2 separate regions of the Homo sapiens genome follow, and region 2 is linked to region 1. Evidence: chromatin contacts called from ENCODE Hi-C or POLR2A ChIA-PET data. All regions are on one chromosome and are shown on one strand. The core of a region is the stretch at or near the end of the contact, and the rest is flanking DNA. Distances in the headings are between cores, read along the strand shown. Region 1 overlaps FAM107B (family with sequence similarity 107 member B). Region 2 has its middle 14 kb from the start of MIR4293.

Region 1 (5,014 bases), core at 1,075-3,574:
AGTTTTGTTGTTTTAATGAATGAAAGGTTAACAATAAGAATTGGACTAATAGTGTTGGAAACAAGCCCTCGATTTATCTGCAGAACAGACCCAAACTTCTCAGCTCTCCTCCCTCCTCTCCAGTTGACCACTCTGCAAGGTTGGTTACTCTAAAACTCCACCAGTGTCCTCTCGGGGAAGAGGTGATAGGTGATTAAACAGATTGTCCGTAATGCATGGCTTATCTTTCTTTAGGCTGTGATCTTGCTTGACAGTCATTAGTTACATGTGTATGCATCTTACCCACTTAAAAAAATGTTTTTTTTATTTCAATAGCTTTAGAGGTACAAGCGGTTTTTGGTGACATAGATGAATTATATAGTGAGGGAGTCTGGGCCTTTAGTGTACCTGTCACCCAAATAGTGTACATTGTACCTAATAGGGAATTTTTCATTCCTCACCCCCGTCCACCCTCCCTCCTCCTGAGTCTCCAGTGTCCACTGTACCACTCTGTATGCCCATCGCTTAGCTCCCATTTAGGAGTGAGAACATGCAGTATTTGGTTTTCCATTCCTGAGTTACTTCACTTAGGATAATGGCCTCCAGCTCCATCAAAGTTGCCCAAAAGACATTTATTCTTTTTTATAGCTGAGGCGTATTCCATAGCATATAAATGCCACATTTTCTTTATCCACTCATTGCTTGATGGGCACTTAGGTTGATTGCATGTCTTTGCAATTGTGAATTGTGCTGCAATACACATATGAGTGCAAGGTGTTGATATAATGACTTCTTTTCCTTTGGGTGGGTACCCAGCAGTGGGACTGCTGGGTCAAATAGTAGATCTACTCTTAGTTCCTTGAGAGCTCGCCATACTGTTTTCCATTGAGGTTGTACTGATTTACCTTCCATTTTCTCCTTTTTTTTTTTTTTTTTTTTTTGAGACGGAGTCTCACTCTGTCACCCAGGCTGGAGTGCAGTGGCACAATCTCTGCTCACTGCAAGCTCCGCCTCCTGGATTCACGCCATTCTCCTGCCTCAGTCTCCCAAGTAGCTGGGACTATAGGCACCCACCACCAGGCCTGGCTAATTTTTTTGTATTTTTAGTAGAGACGGGGTTTCACCGTGTTAGCCAGGATAGTCTTGATCTCCTGACCTCGTGATCCGCCTGCCTCGGCCTCCCAAAGTGCTGGGATTACAAGTGTGAGCCACTGTGCCCGGCTCCATTTTCTCCTCTTTTAAATGGAGAACTTCCTAAGATGGGCCATTCACGTTTTTCCCACAGAAAGTCTTCCACATAGCAGACACTCAATTATAATTACAAATATTTGTTGGTTGAATGAATGAAGGAAAGAAAATATTTTAAAAGGTACAGACAAGAAGAATTCCGGGAGCTGTGAGGCTCAATTTAGTTGTATGCTGTCATTCATCACCACAGTCTTGGCCAGATTTTCAGTGCTACAAATCGATACTAACCAACTGGTAGGCAGAGACGTATAACCATCTCCTATAAAATTGCTAATTCAGTCTGGGTGCAGTGGCTCAGGCCTGTAGTCCCAGCACTTTGGGAGGCCAAGGTGGGTGGATCACTTGAGGTCAGGAGTTTGAAGCCAGCCTGACCAACTTGGTGAAACCCCGTCTCTACTAAAAAAAGTACAAAAAAATTAGCCAGGCATGGTGGTGGGTGACTGTAGTCCCAGCTACTCGGGAGGCTGAGGCAGGAGGAATCACTTGAACCTGGGAGGCGGAGGTTGCAGAGGAGCCAAGATCGTGCCATTGCACTCCAACCTGGGTGACAAAGTTAGACTCCATCTCAAAAAAAAAAAAAAAAAAAGATTGCTAATTCAAACAGTAATATGGATTGCTGTTTGAAAATGAAACAAGGCATTTGCAGTCAACAATTCTGGACTCATCTCAGAGTTATATGCCATGGTCTGTACCAATGACCAATGCTCTCAGTAAGGGCTGTCTCCAGATGCCAAGGCAATGCGGTAAACACCCTCTAATATTGCCCCAACCAACTCATATATTCAAATATGTATTGAGATGCTGACACAGTTAAGGAAGGCAGAATTTGTTAAGTCTTCTGCGGAGAAACTGAAAAAATGGAGTGAGAATCCATTTTTAGCGGAAAAAAAAAAAGGCGATATAAAACATTTTCTTAAGAGGTTTAGCATATTTGAAAAGACGTGCCAAAAAAAAAAAGTATTCTTTTACTAATTCAATTAAAATGATCTCAGTCACTTCGGTATTTTCCATTTCTGGTCAAAATCTAGACAACAAAGAAGGAAGTGTCATCTGAGGTAATTATGGTCTAACCAGGAGCAAAATAGGCCCCAGGCCTCACAAGGAAGCTTGACTGAAAGAGGAACTTTGACTTAGTAAAACCGAACTGCTGGGGTCGAACTGACCAGCCCTAATTTGGAGCAGGTGCAATCACTCTGGCCATTTGCTGACAGGCAGCATGAACGAGGGGAAACAAAAAGCCCGGAGAAGTACTGAGTGCTAAGAGGCTTTCAGAGGCGCCTGTTGCTAGGGAACCACTTCCTCTGTGTTCATACCCAGCGAACTCAAGCTATTCAGATATCACTGGAATAATCTCTCTCAGGCTCCGAGGGGAAAAGAAACAGCTCTCAAAGCTCAGACGTCATGGTAACACTGGGAAAAGCCCAGCTTTTCCAGCAGACACCGAAGAGCCAATGATACCAGGAGAAAACCAGAAGTGAATGGGCATCTTGTGTTTTATTGAGACACAGAGGACAGGCACCTTCTGCCTGACCCCACCCAGGTGCGTCGGTGGCAAACAGTGACACACCCACAACCCACATGTAATTTTACTATCAGTTCTTTGAGAATGAGATACTGTTCTCTTCATCTTCAGAACCCACGTCATCTAGCCCAGTACTTTCCACACCATTCTCCAAGTTGGTTTAATTCAAGTTCTTCATTCCATAAATATTTATCGAGGACTTGGTTCTATGTGCACTGCATGGATGCTATGATAGAGATTAAAAAAGACACAGAGACAATTCCCCTAAAGAAGCTTCCTGGTCTTAGAAACACAAACGAGGATGAGGTTTGTCTACAAATAATGGTAACACAATGGCAGTATAAACAACATGGTAGGTTTCATTCGTAAGCCAAATATAAAATTCTAAGCCCCACAACCAGCTGAATGGACCTCTCCTCTTGGCCAAGGGCATTCTAAAATAAGCACACCAGTTCAGGCCATGATGGGAATGCATGATCAGACATGCCTCAGTTTATATTGCTCCCTTTGGAATTCAGGCACTGCTGACTAACATTAGCATTAAAACAGAGACCATAAGACTGACAAAACAGACTCTGCGTAGCAATAAGATAACCACATGACAGACAGCAGGACCTGAAAGAAATCAAGATATTTTATCCCAAAATACATTTCTTTGACACATTTTGAAATGGCACTGCAAAGCTGTCTCTTGTGGGGAAAACCTATGTTTTATAGAGAATTCCCTTTCCTTTCCAGGTCTTTTTTCTGATCTAGGAGAGAATTAACTAAGAGTCTGGCACCTTTTAAAGTCTGTTAAGAAACATTTACCATCTAGTCTCTCTGAAGCCTGCTATCTGGAGGCTTCATCTACATAATAAGAACCTTAGTCTCCACAACTTCTTATCTTAACCCAGACACTCCCTTCTATTGATTCCACATCTTTAGATAATCACTTAACACTTTCAAGCACTTGCCAATCAGAAAATCTTTGAATCCACCTGTGACCTGGACACCCCCCACTTCGAGTTGTCCCACCTTTTCCAGACTGAACCAATGTACATCTTACCTGTATTAATTTATGTCTTATGTTTCCTTAAAGTGTATAAAACCAAGCTGTAGTCTGACCACCTGGGCACATGTTCTTAGGATCTCCTGGGGCTGTGTCACAGGCCATGGTCACTCATATTTGGCTCGGAATACATCTCTTCAAATTTTTTATAGAGTTTGACTCTTTTCATTGGCACATTGTTTGACCATTACACATAATAAGGGCCAGTGGGCACTCAGTGCAGAGTTAGTATTGCTGCTCTTCAGTCATCAGAGATGCAGGCATGTCCTGTGCGTTTCCTCCAGTATCCTTAACACATGGTTTCATCTCTTGGGTCAACACCTGGTCCGAGGTGGCTGCCATAGTATCCTGTCAATGTCCCAGATAGGAAGAAGGAGGAAGGACGTGCTCCCTGGAGGAAGCTTTCCAGAAGCCCCACTTTTGTCAATGCTACATTTGAGGTCTTCCTAGCAAAAGCATGAAAGCCTCTTCACCTGCATTATTGTTTTGGGTTGTAAAATCAGTCTTATTCGCATACAGTTTTTTTTTTTCATTAGGAAGGTTATATAAGCTCATTACAGAAAATTTGGAAAATAAACGAATTCATTCTTAACTCTGATTTTTTTTTTCTTTTGCCATTGAGATGGAGTCTTGCTCTGTCACCCAGGCTGGAGTGCAGGAGTGCAGTGGCATGATGATCTGCCTCCCAGCTTCAAGCAATTCTCCCACCTCAGCTTCCCTAGTAGCTGGGATTACAGGTACCCACCACCATGCCTGGCTCATTTTTGTATTTTAAGTAGAGATGGGGTTTCACCATGTTGGCCAGGCTGGTCTCGAACTCCCGACCTGAGGTAATCCTCCCACCCTGGCCTCCCAAAGTGCTGGGATTACAGGCATGAGCCACCGCGCCCGGCCTCTCGATACTTATTTAAGAGTAACAAATACTTATTGCTTACGTATTGTGCTACGTATTGAGCATTCTGGTTTAGTTCCTCCATTCCATAAAACTATGCATCAGTTGTTGTGTTCTGTACTTACAGTTATGGTAAACATTTTTATATCCTACTTCTTTCTACACAGCATTAAATCATTAGCTTTCTTTCTATTTTGTTATATCACTAAATTTCAAGAAGTCGTATATGCTCATAGTAAAAGTAAAAATAATATTTTTTAAAAACTCAACCATATTCCCTTGCTCTTATGCTTACAATGCACTCTACTCCAATTTTAGGATA
Region 2 (5,014 bases), core at 950-3,449, 250 kb before region 1:
TCTATCTCTCTATCTATCTATCTATCTATCTATCTATCTATCTATCTATCTCCTTCTCCCCTGCCCCTTTTCCCCACACCCAAAGGTGTCTTCCTTTGGCTGAAGGTTGTTGTACAATTGTATTCTATTGACCACCAAATATGAGCACTGCTTAATTTAACTTTTCTCAATTTTTTGAGATTAGGAAGTGCTTAGTCCTGCACTTTGAGTTTCTGTTTTTGTTTTTTCTGAGATGAAGTCTCACTCTGTTGTCCAGGCTGAAGGGCAGTGTTGAGATCTCAGCTCATTGCAACCTCTGCCTCCCAGGTTCAAGCCATTCTCGTGCCTCAGCCTCCTGAGTAGCTGGGATTACAGGCACGTGGCACCACTCCCGGATCAGTTTTGTATTTTTAGTAGAAATGAAGTTTCACCATGTTGGCCAGGCTGGCCTCAAACTCCTGACCTCAAGTGATCCACCCACCTTTGCCTCCCGAAGTGTTAGGATTAGAGCGTGAGCTACTGCACCCAACCACTTTGAGTTCTTGAACTCATTTTACAAACAAAGTTTATTTTATTTCAAGATTTGACCCTATCAAAGCCATTATAACCTTATTTTTTCTAGTTTTTACTAAGACTACTATAATATGATTCTAAGTTTATCATTTTTTATTTTCACAGGGGTCAACCAATCTTAATTTGGGAAAATAAAGGAAACACAGTAATATTTATACTCCAAGGGCTATAGGACTATTTATGGCTCTTATTTTTAATATAGGTACAATATTGTCTTTTTAATGACTTAACCCTCTTAGCATGACTTTGTGGAAAGCTCTTGTATTTTCATATGGTGTTATGAGAGCTGAGACAAGGGACCGTGGACTATGAAATGCTTTGTTGGAATGGGAGGAGTAGGGAGAGGGCGAATGTATTAGGCTATGCGTTTAACATGCCCCTGGACCTTACTCAATGCACTGCTGTGCTATAAGGTACAGGCTGGGTTGTTCCCTGTCTCTCTATGAGAGCAGAATTCTAAACATGACTTTGTTCCTATCACTATTAGGTTGGTGCCATTACTTCTAGTGGCAAAAACTGCAATTACTTTTGCACCAACCTAATATCATCTACGATGTCTAGATTTTCCATCATTCTGTTCCTTAACAGTGCCATGCCTAGGAAAATGGGTACAGTGAGCCCCCCTTTCTTTACTCTCCCCATCTCTGACAGCCCCACAGCCCCTCTCCTGATTCATCCCACCAATTGTTCAGTGCCTTATTCTTTCACTTTTTTTTTTTTTTTTTTTTTTTTTTTTTTGAGACTGAGCCTTGCTTGCTCTGTCACGCAGGCTGGAGTGCAATGGCATGATCTCGGCTCACTGCAATCTCCGCTTCCTGGGTTCAAGCAATTCTCCCTCTCTCAGCCTCCCAAGTAGCTGCATTTACAGGTGCCTGCCATCATGCCTGGCTAATTTTTGTATTTTTAGTAGTGTTGGAGTTTCACTGTGTTGGCCAGGCTGGTCTCAAACTCCTGACCTCAGGTGATCCGCCCTCCTCGGCCTCCCAAAGCGCTGGAATTACAGGAATGTACGCAGCCCTTTCTTTCACTTTTTGAGCTCTCCAACAAAATCTAACCTCAGGAAGTGATCTGACAAACTCATGCACATTTAGGCATTTATGTCTGAAAAGAGACCAATTGGCGACCCCTTCCAGGAACACCTGCTTGCCAATAAAATAACACGTTTAAGCCAGAAGAATTATTTTCTGTTGGCAAAATTTCAGGACTCATTGACCTAGTGGCCATGAGGGGAATCACACTTTAGGAGGCCCCATATTCTACGGCCTTTCTGTTGAATGCCTGGTATCCATTTCCCCCACCACTCCAGGTCACAGTTTTATTAGTTGTTTCTGCTCTGAAATTCCCTCTCTGATCCAGAGCACACCAACTTCTGGTATCATAAGAAGAATAGGGTGTAAAAGTCAGCTCCAAACATTTCTGGGACTCTAATTACAGTACAGTCAGGCCCAGAACTGATGGTATCCATGGTCCATCTAATTCTGGAAAGGAGTTAAAGGCCTGGGTCTGGGGGAAATTGTGACTGTAAAAAGAAAAGCATCAGAAGCTCACAAAATGCGATTGTCATCTTAAAGGTTAGGGGCCAAATAAATTAAGACATCTCATGGGGAGTTGTAATCCCCGTCAATATGACAGTGATTAAAAAAATGGCTGCTACTAACCACATGCAGCGTGGTTTAAATCTGACTCATCTGCTAGGCATCCCATCCTAATCAAAAGCTATTCAGGGGCTGGAAGGCAACCATCAAGCTCCAGCAGCAACGTGCCAGGGCCCACAGCTGCACAGCTGAAAATGTCACGCCAGGGGCTGGCTGCCTCCCTTGCCCTGAACATTGCATCCCGCCTGCTGAGTGGGGGCTGGCGGAGCGGCCCAGCCAGCTGTGTCTGATGTCGCAGTTGTCCATGGGTTTCACCTTCCTTTTTCCTTGACCCATGGAGTTTGGGGAAAAAAAAAAAAAAAAAAAAAGCTGCAAAGTCAAACAATGAAGAGACCAGAGAATTGAAGTCCATTTCCTTCCCAAACCAAATAATGTCCTCTCCTGCAGGGATTCTAGCAAACCTTCTGGTTCATTTTTCTCAAGGTGTGCAATTGAACCTTCTTTTCTCTATCTAAGGCATTAAGTCAAGGTTGCTCTGTTTATTAGTACTCGGAAGCAGGTACTATAAAGAAGAGAAAATCAGTGGTGAAACAAAGGGAGTATATTTAATTTTTAAAATTTTAAAACAAACCATCTTTGAGGGCAATTGCATTCCTTAAGAACATGGGAATTCAAAGTGGCCCCTAGCCTCTGCATGTCTAGAATTTCATAATTAGGAAAGGGGGGTTCTGAAGAAAGCATCAATGATGTATTGAGCACCTAGCATGCCCAAGAGACCAGCGCAGGTCTTACGTCTATAAACAGAGACTTGAGGTGCCCTGAGATTTACTCAAAATCACAGAGTTAATCACTTGTATCACTAGGTTTACAACCTAGGTTCTCTTACTCTCTTTTCAGGATTTTCTACCATATCACGTTGGCTTTTCCAAGAATTTTTAGATCTGGCAAAAAGGAAAAGAAATACAAAAAAATAAAAACTAATGCATAGTATTACATAAAATATGCCTCGTGGTCTCAGAAAGACATACTTCGGGTGTTCGTACTTATTTGTGGAAACTTCAAATTAAAACAGTTGAACTCATGGAGATAGAGAGAATGATGGTTACCAGAGGCTGGGAAGGTTAGTGAGGTGGTGGGATAGTAGGTGGAGCATGGTTAATAGGTACAAATAAATAGTTAGAAATAATGAGTAATATCTAGTATTTGATAGAACAATAGGGTAACTATAGTCAATATGAATTTAATTGTACTTTTTTTTTTTTTGAGACAGAGTCTCACTCTGTTGTCACGCTGGAGTGCAGTGGTGCAATCTCAGCTCACTGCAACCTGTGCCTCCTGGTTCAAGCAATTCTCATACCTCAGCCTCCCGAGTAGCTGGGACTACAAGTCCCCGCCACCATGCCCAGCTAATTTTTTTTGTATTTTTAGTAGAGACAGGGTTTCACCATGTTGGCCGGGATGGTCTTGACCTCCTGACCTCATGATCCACCCGCCTCAGCCTCCCAAAGTGCTGGGATTAGAGGCACCAGCCACCACGTCCGGCCAATTTTTCATTTTTAAATAGCTAAAAGAGTATAATTGGATTGTTTATAATACAAAGGATAAATGCCTGAGGCTATGGATCTCCATTCACCCTGATATGATTATTATGCATTGCATGACTGTATCCAAATATCTCAGGTATCCCAGAAATATATACACTGTGTACCCACAAAATTAATAGTAAAAATATTGAAAAATAAAATATGCTCCATGAACAGTATGGTTAATAAAAACCAAAGAAAGTCACTAGAAAACAAAAAGTTGGTGAGAGGCTAAAATGGTGGGAGAAGAATTCAAAGAGGATATAGGACATAACTTGTAGCTTGAGAATATATGGACTAAGTAGAGTGGACAAGAAGAAGTAGATAATTCCAGTATATAAGAATATGATTACAGTGGTTTTGAGGGGGAAAGAAATGGTTTGGGTCATTCTGGTTGTAAAAGGCAACTTGCAGGAGAATAACGTGAGAAATCAAACAGAAGTCAGATAATAGAGGCTAGAAATGTAGATTTCACCGTGTAGAAAATGGGAAGTCACAAAGTGTTTTGTATGGGAGAAATGCATAGAAACTTTCAGGTTGGGAGTGGAGACTCATGTCCATAATTCCAGCACTTTGGGAGGCCAAGGCAGGAGGATCGCTTAAGCCCAGAAGTTTGAGACCAGCCTGGGCAATATAGTGAGATCCCATCTCTACAAAACTTCATTGGCGTGGTAGCACATGCCTGTAGTCCTAGCTACTTGAAAGGCTGAGGTGGACAAAACTTCGTTGGCGTGCTAGCACATGCCTGTAGTCCTAGCTACTTGAAAGCCTGAGGTGGGAGGATCGCTCGAGCCCAGGAAGTTGAAATCCATTGAAAGCCTCATTATTCTTCTCTAGAAACTCCATGATTCTATGGCCTGTGAAACAAAATTAGGGTAGAGAAAGGACTAGAAGTGTGGCTAGCACCTGGACATTCCCTCCTTAAATCTAGCACAAGGTGATGAGGTTGTGAGCTAAGGTGGAGGTGGTGGAAAGGAAAGGAAGGGTTGAGTGACAAAGTGCATTGAGAAAAGACAGTCATCAGGTTTGGTAAGGCTAAACATGGATCATATCTATCGGTCGGGTGGTTGATATTACCATTGCCCTCATTCCAGTCTCTGCCTTGCCACTAATTATCTAGTGCGACTTTGAATTAGTCCATTGAGCTCCAAGAAAAGGTTTTATGAGTCATCAGTAATCATTGAGATTCATGCATTTTTTAAATTCCATTAAATTTCCTAGGAGCAACATCTCTTCACCCACAACATCTTCACTTAGCTAAACATGAAATTGTCTTGGTTGAAA

The links. A loop is a pair of places that touch in the nucleus more often than their neighbours do. ChIA-PET counts read pairs that join two places held with the same protein, here RNA polymerase II (POLR2A). Pooled maps may share reads with other maps.
Region 2: a map with no recorded cell type shows a loop between it and region 1 (5-fold over the local background). The contact joins two enhancer-like sites. A Hi-C loop is called at or near these places in 12 of 37 single-sample maps with no recorded cell type and 13 of 50 pooled maps. POLR2A ChIA-PET finds 5 or more read pairs at or near these places in 1 of 52 experiments (GM10248).

The regions. Positions count from the first base shown.
Region 1 is chr10:14,645,892-14,650,905 of GRCh38, forward strand. All of the region lies in intron 2 of FAM107B (family with sequence similarity 107 member B), which reads right to left. Among named protein-coding and RNA genes, the nearest start is that of FAM107B, 130 kb to the right of the region's middle. RefSeq lists enhancers at 2,101-2,270, 2,774-3,973, 2,801-3,301. Within about 2 kb of position 2,325, at least 28 of the 41 ENCODE cell types and tissues checked have a DNase peak (open chromatin) inside an H3K27ac peak, as active enhancers do.
Region 2 is chr10:14,394,997-14,400,010 of GRCh38, forward strand. No RefSeq gene overlaps it. Among named protein-coding and RNA genes, the nearest start is that of MIR4293, 14 kb to the left of the region's middle. Within about 2 kb of position 2,200, at least 5 of the 41 ENCODE cell types and tissues checked have a DNase peak (open chromatin) inside an H3K27ac peak, as active enhancers do.